Regions from separate parts of the Homo sapiens genome. Here region 1 is linked to region 2. Evidence: chromatin contacts called from ENCODE Hi-C or POLR2A ChIA-PET data. All regions are on one chromosome and are shown on one strand. Each heading gives the region's core, a stretch centred on a gene start or an enhancer-like site at or near the end of the contact. The rest is flanking DNA. Distances are from core to core; before and after follow the strand shown.

Region 1 (3,297 bases), core at 204-2,703, 130 kb before region 2:
CACATACACAAAGGGCACACTTTGGTCTCCACTCCTCTATTTTCCAGAGCAGTGGCTTTCGAACATTTGAAATCAAGACCTGCACTAAGAAATGCGTTCCTATCTCAACCCATTACTCAGACAAGCATACTACCCTGAGGCAAAAACTTTATGAAATTAAACGTTCCTTTTAACCTGCACTTCTATTCTTACATTCTCTTCTATTTCCTTTTTTTAAAAAAAATTCTGGCTGGGCGTGGTGGCTCACGCCTGTAATTCCAGCACTCTGGGAGGCCAAGGCATGCGGATCACTTGAGGCCAGGAGTTCGAGACCAGCCTGGCCAACATGGCAAAACCCCGTCTCTACTAAAAATACAAAAAATTAGCCAGATGTGGTGGCAGGTGCCTGTAACGCCAACTACTTGAGAGGCTGAGGCTGGAGAATCACTTGAACCCAGGAGGTGGAGGTCAGTGAGCCAAGACTGTGAAACTGCACTCTAGCCTGGGCAGAGACTAGAGACTCTAGCCTGGACAGAATGAGACTGTCTCAAAAACAAACAAACAAAAAAATTCTGTGTATGACTATGATCCCTTAACTTGATTTCATGACCCACGAATGGATCTCAACCTACAACTGGAAAAACCCACTACTCTGGAGGAGCTGATTCCGTACTCTGCTGGATCTTCAATTCCTGACCGCTGGAAATTGGCTGCAATTTTCCTGGTGAGTTCCTCCCTCCATGTTCTCCTCACTAATACACCCTACACCAGACCTCCAGTCCTAAAAGCCACCACCTGCTTCACGTCACCACACCTGTGCCAATCAGATTTCCTCTGTTCCCTCTTGGACCTTCAGGGACCTCCAGGATAAATGCCAGGATCCCAGTTACTGGCAGACTGAGAGAAGGATGACAGCCCCAAAAGATCACGAGGTTCCTATCTGTTCATATTTGGTGGGCAGCTTTCGTCTGCAAGAACAAAATACAAGCCGGGTGAGGCGGCTCACATCTGTAATGCCAGTACTTTGGGAGGCCGAGGCAGGCGGATCACCTGATGTCAGGAGTTTGAGACCAGCCTGACCAACATGGCGAAACCCCATCTCTACTAAAAGTACAAAATTAGCCAGGTGTAGTGGTGCATGCCTGTAATCCCAGCTACTCGAGAGGCCGAGGCAGGAGAATCGCTTGAACCCGCGAGGCGGAGGTTGCAGTGAGCCGAGATCGCACCACTGCACTCCAGCCTGGGCGACAGAGAGAGACGCTGTCTCAAAATAAATAAATAAATAAATAAATAAATCAATAACAAAATACATAACTCAAGCAATTTAAACAGTGAGGGGTAAAACTGAAATCACATACCAGGAAGCCCAGAGGTCTGCGGTTCCAGGGTTGGTAAATGAAGTGACCACTCTATGTCTATTTCTCTCTTGTCATTGACACCCTTTGGAAGTGTCTTTTTCTACCTTAGTCTCAGTATGACAAGAGTGCTATGTCAGGGGGCTTTTGTAGGTAGCAGAAGGGAAGGGTGAGGCCAGGGTTTCAGCTGGCTGGGCAAGTGGGTGAGTCACTAAGTGGCTGGGCCCCTTTAGCCCCATGTAAGGACAGGCTGCAGCCACCCACTGCCCGCCCCAACTGTGTCTGGACAGAAATGGACATGTCTGCTTTGCAGCAGCCACGCCTCATGCTGGGATAAACCTATGAATCAGGAAGGCCACAGATGCTATCACCCGTTTCTCTCCACCAGTTACAGGCCCCGAAAGCAGAAATGGCTGTGGCCTCACCTACGAATCCTGAATGGCGAACCCAGCATCCTGTCTCTAGCTCAGTGCTGGATTCCCTGGAGCAGGAGTGCCAAATGTGGCAGTGAGGGAAACTCTTTGGTTCTCCCTTCCACTTTGGGCTCATTCTAAGTCTATTCTCTAGGCACTGAGACCCCTCATGTTGATTTCTTCTGCCTACATGGGCCTGTTGTCTGTCGGTTTTCCCAGGAAGAGCTGGGAACTTGAGGGTTGGGGTGGGTGGGTATAATGGTGGCAGAGTCTCCCCCGGTTTCTGTGTCTATGGTAGTACCTGATAGCACAGACCTTGCCTTAACCTAGGTCTAGTAGCATGTGGGACTGTGTGTGAACTGGAAGGAACATGAGTGCCACTTCCCTTACTATGTAGATGTGGAGCCCCAGGCTCAGAAGGGGATAGTGATTTGCCCAAGGCCACACGGCTCCTTAGCAGCAGAGGCATACACTGGGGTTTCCTGGACTTCAAGCCTCCACTCTTTTGCCACTCCCACCTGTGGGGATCCCTGCTTTGCCCCCTAATTGGCTCCACCTCCCAAAGTCATCATAAATGGCCCAGGTGAGAGTGGTGCCCTGTTGCTAGGGGCTACCGGGTCCAGGCAGTAACTCAGATGCCTGCCCCAGGAAAACCCTGACAGTGGAGGAAACGCCTGTGTTTCTATCCCAAGCTGGTTTGCCTCGCTCCTGCTGAACACAGTAAAAAGAAGGTAGAATCCACACTGCAGGCCCTGAGACAACAAATGCTCACCCTTCTGAGGAAAGCTGCCTTTAACAAAGGGGAGTAGGGCTTGGCTGGCCCTGGAAAGAATTTGCTACGGGTGCTGGTGTTAGGGAGGGTATGGTACCAGCCAGTGTGTAGGAGTTCTGCTCATGGGAGGGTGTACCGGGTGTGTGCTGATTCCTCTGTGTGTGCCCAGGAAGACGGCAGCTAGTGTAGACAACCAGGGAGTGCCTGACTGGCAGCTGGAATGCCAGGGTTCTCTCAGCCACCTGTCGGTCCTGTGACCTTGGGACTTAACCTCCCAGTCTCAGTTTTTCTCAGCTGCAAAATGGGGATGCTAAGAATCTCCTTCACAAGATTGCTAAAGAGGTAAAACGAATGGATGTGCATATTCTCCCAGCGGCTGGACAAAGTGGCTTATGCCTATAATTCCAGGACTTCAGTAGGCAGACGCAGGAGGATCACTTGAGCCCAGGAGTTCAAGACCAGCCTGGGCAACATAGCAAGACCCTGTCCCTTCAAAAAAAAATTAAAAATTAGCTGGGCATGGTGGCATGCACCTGTAGTCCCAGTTACTCAGGAGGCTGAAGGGGGAGAATCTTTTGAGCCCGCGAAGTCGAAGCTGCAGTGAGCTATGATCGCGCCACTGTAGTCGAGCCTATGTGGCTGAGAGAGACCCTGTCTTAAAAAAAAAAAAAAAAAGTTGTTCACCCAGGGACACAGCATGAGGGCTGCTCTGGAGGTAGGGGCTGGCATGGAGTTGTGCTCCTCCCCCCTGGGCCCTCACTCTGCCTGCGGGTGTCAG
Region 2 (3,234 bases), core at 734-3,233:
ATTCCAGGGGGAAGCAGGAGGCCCAGTCCCCAAATCCATCCACATTTATTTCACACGGGCCATTGTCTATTTGTCACTATCTGTGTTCACTGCTGGGGAACAAGGATTAACAGAGAACATTCCCATTCTCACACCACCTGCTGCCCCCACATGCAAGGGTACAGTGCTAGGCTGTCGAGGGATACACACAAGGATGAAATACGATGCCTGCTATTAGCGTGCTCCTAATCTAGGCCAGGGAAACACAAACATGTGAAAAGTTAATCAGTACAAAGAGCAAATAGAAGTTCAGTCTACCAGAATGTCATGATGATTAATTGTCAAATGAATGATACAGAGAATGGGGGAAGAAGAAACTCCCCTCAAACAGAAACCGCTGTTACTACGAAACAAGTGGTCCAAGTCCTGAGAGGATGTCATTATCATCCATGTTTTTCCCACGAAGCTCATGAGGTAATGGTGCGTTCCTAACACTTCATTAATCAGCCTTTCCACCCTTGATAAATCTCAAGACGGCTTTGTTCTTTCTCGGCTCCTTTCTTCCCATCCCCGGAAAACAGTGCAATCTCACATTTTGTGTCACTTCTTAAAGTGCACACAAATGCTAAACGCAAATGCTGTTATATGTTTAAGAAAGAATGAGTGTGTTGGGGAAAGTGAGGAAAAATAAGACCATGTATTCTACAAATACACCATTCAATGCCAAGTGGGGGCTAGGCACTTGAATAGCACATAAGCCTATCCTTATCATACAAGGAACTTACATTCTAACAGTGATTACAGTAGTTCACCCCTATCCTTGGGGGAAAACATCAAGACCGCTGGTAAATGCCTGATACCAAAGATAGTACCAAACCCTAAATATACTATGTTTTTTTCCTATATATACTTACCCATGATAAAGTTTAATTCACAAATTAGGCACAATAAGAGGGTAACAATAACTAATAATAAAATAGAACATTTATTATAATATACTATCATAAAAGTAATGTTGCCAGGGCATGGTGGCTCATGCCTGTAATCCCAGCACTTTGAGAGGCCAAGGCGGGAGGATCACTTGAGGCCAGAAGTTCAAGACCAGCCTGGCCAACATAGTGAAACCCCATCTCTACTAAAAATACGAAAAATTAGCCAGGCATGGTGGTGCGCACCTGTAATCCCAGCTACTCGGGAGGCTGAGGCAGGAGAATCACTTGAACCTGGGAGGTAGAAGTTGCAGTGAGCTCAGATCATGACCCTGCACTCCAGCCTGGGAGACAGAGTGAGACTCTGTCTCAAAAAAAAAAAAAAAAAAAAAAAGTGATGTGAATGTGGCATCTCTCTCTCTCGTTCTCTCTCAAAATACCTTATTGTACTGTAAGAACAACTGAAACAGTAGACAGTGAAACTGTGGGTAAGGGTGGACTACTATACCTTCTAGCAACCAACAATGACAGTGTATTTCAAGACTTTTTGGAGCTTGCCATGTATTTCATAACTGAATAGACATGGACGCACAGAATTGCCTTCCTCATTCATCACTCTCTCAGATGTCTGCATCATTGAACTTGGCCAACTCAGTTTTCCTGCAGCTTGTGTTTGGCTGTCTCTACCATTCTGTAGCTTCTCCTGTCTTTCAGTCACTCATTCTCTATTGAATTCACTGACTCCTTTTCTTCTTTCAGATCCTTTATAAATAATATTTTTAAAGAATTATTTCTCAGTCCTGAAACTGTCCCTATCAACTTTATAAAATTGATCAGGGAAGAAGGGAGGGGAGAAATGGGAATCAGCCCAGCTTGCAGCACACACAGCATTGGTCATGAGGTCAGCTGCTCTCTGACCCCTTCCTCAGAGTTGTTTGCTGCCTGTTGCCCCAGAACCACATAGACTCTGTCACAGGATCATAGTTCCTTTTCACTGCTCTGCAGATAACATTGCAGCATTGTGAAATGTTCAGTTTTCCATCTGAGATGCTGGTGAAACTACTACTGACATCAGCTGGTCTGAAGGACCCCAAGAGGAGCTGACTCACCAAAAGCATGCAGCTGCTACCTCCTGATGATTTAATCCCCCTTGTCCCGACCAATCAATGATCCTAATTTTTCAGCCCCTTGTCCTCCAAGATCCCCTTAAAAACTGTTGGCCAGGCCAGGTCCAGTGGCTTATGCCTGTAATCCCAGCAGTTTAGGATCCTGAGGTGGGTGGATCACCTGAGCCCAGGAGTTTGAGACCAGCCTGGGCAACATAGCAAGACTCCTTCTCTACTAAAAATGCAAAAATTAGTTGGGTGCAATAGTGAATACCTGTGGTCCTAAATAATCAAGAGGCTGAGGCAGGAGGATCACTTAAGCTCAGGAGGTCAAATCTGCAGTGAGCCATGATCATGCTACTGCATTCCAGACTGGACAACAGAGAAAACCTGTCTCAAACAAACAACTCTAGACCAGAACTCCTTAGGGAAATGGATGGAAGGGTTCCTTTCATTTCCTTGCTTGGCCACCCTGTGATCATTAAACTCTTTCTTTGCTGCAAACTCTGCTGTTTCAGTGTATTGGTCCTTACTGCACAGTGAGCATATGAACCTGGTGGTCCTGTAAGTCCTCTTTATTTTTCTCTGTTCATTCTTTCCATGGATAATTTAACTATTACCAATTTTAAATGTCACCTCTAAAGACACATCTACCTCTCTACCTTACTGAGCTTTTTTATAATGGAATTTTCTGTTTACTTTTCTAAGTGGACAAACAGTGCTATGCTGACAGGCAGTTGTTAGGTTTTCTGTTTTTCTGTGATGGGAGTCAGTTTTGTGTGTAAATCAGTTATAATTATATAAAGTCATGATGAACTCAAGGTCAAGTCCTTGTTTGGTCATACCAAGCTGAGAGATAACACTATTTCTGTGGGAAAACTTGATTTACTCTACACCGTGGTCTTTATGAAATATAATGTTGCACAAGGCAGACATTGAATGGAATGGGTCAGTAGTAAACCCATTTACAGCAAAAGTGAGCTTTGGAATGAAGACCCAGGCTGGCATTTTGTTGGTGCTCTTACATTGATAATTGGGCCTGGTCACTTTTCCTGGGCCCAGGGGCTGGTGCCTTTGCTTCCTGAACAGCAAAGAGTATATAGACTTCTATTTTTTTCTCCTCAAAGTCTCTGCAAGGAGCATAGACTTCCAAGGCCCAGGTTGCTAGTAGCCTCCTACCAGGAGCTAAATAAATCATCTGGCAGCCAAGCAGAGCCCAG

The links. A loop is a pair of places that touch in the nucleus more often than their neighbours do. ChIA-PET counts read pairs that join two places held with the same protein, here RNA polymerase II (POLR2A). Pooled maps may share reads with other maps.
Region 1: POLR2A ChIA-PET joins it to region 2 with 11 read pairs in WTC11. The contact joins the promoter of LINC01629 here to the enhancer-like site in region 2. A Hi-C loop is called at or near these places in 4 of 50 pooled maps. POLR2A ChIA-PET finds 5 or more read pairs at or near these places in 3 of 52 experiments (OCI-LY7, WTC11 and activated T-cell).

What each region holds. Positions count from the first base shown.
Region 1 is chr14:76,957,794-76,961,090 of GRCh38, reverse strand. LINC01629 (long intergenic non-protein coding RNA 1629) reads right to left here and starts at 1,453. Exons shown (of 3, transcript NR_133913.1): 1 at 1,338-1,453. RefSeq lists enhancers at 1-480, 1,563-1,632, 1,673-1,852.
Region 2 is chr14:76,831,505-76,834,738 of GRCh38, reverse strand. All of the region lies in intron 3 of LRRC74A (leucine rich repeat containing 74A), which reads right to left. Among named protein-coding and RNA genes, the nearest start is that of LRRC74A, 6.7 kb to the right of the region's middle. RefSeq lists a silencer at 1,759-2,053. Within about 2 kb of position 1,983, at least 3 of the 41 ENCODE cell types and tissues checked have a DNase peak (open chromatin) inside an H3K27ac peak, as active enhancers do.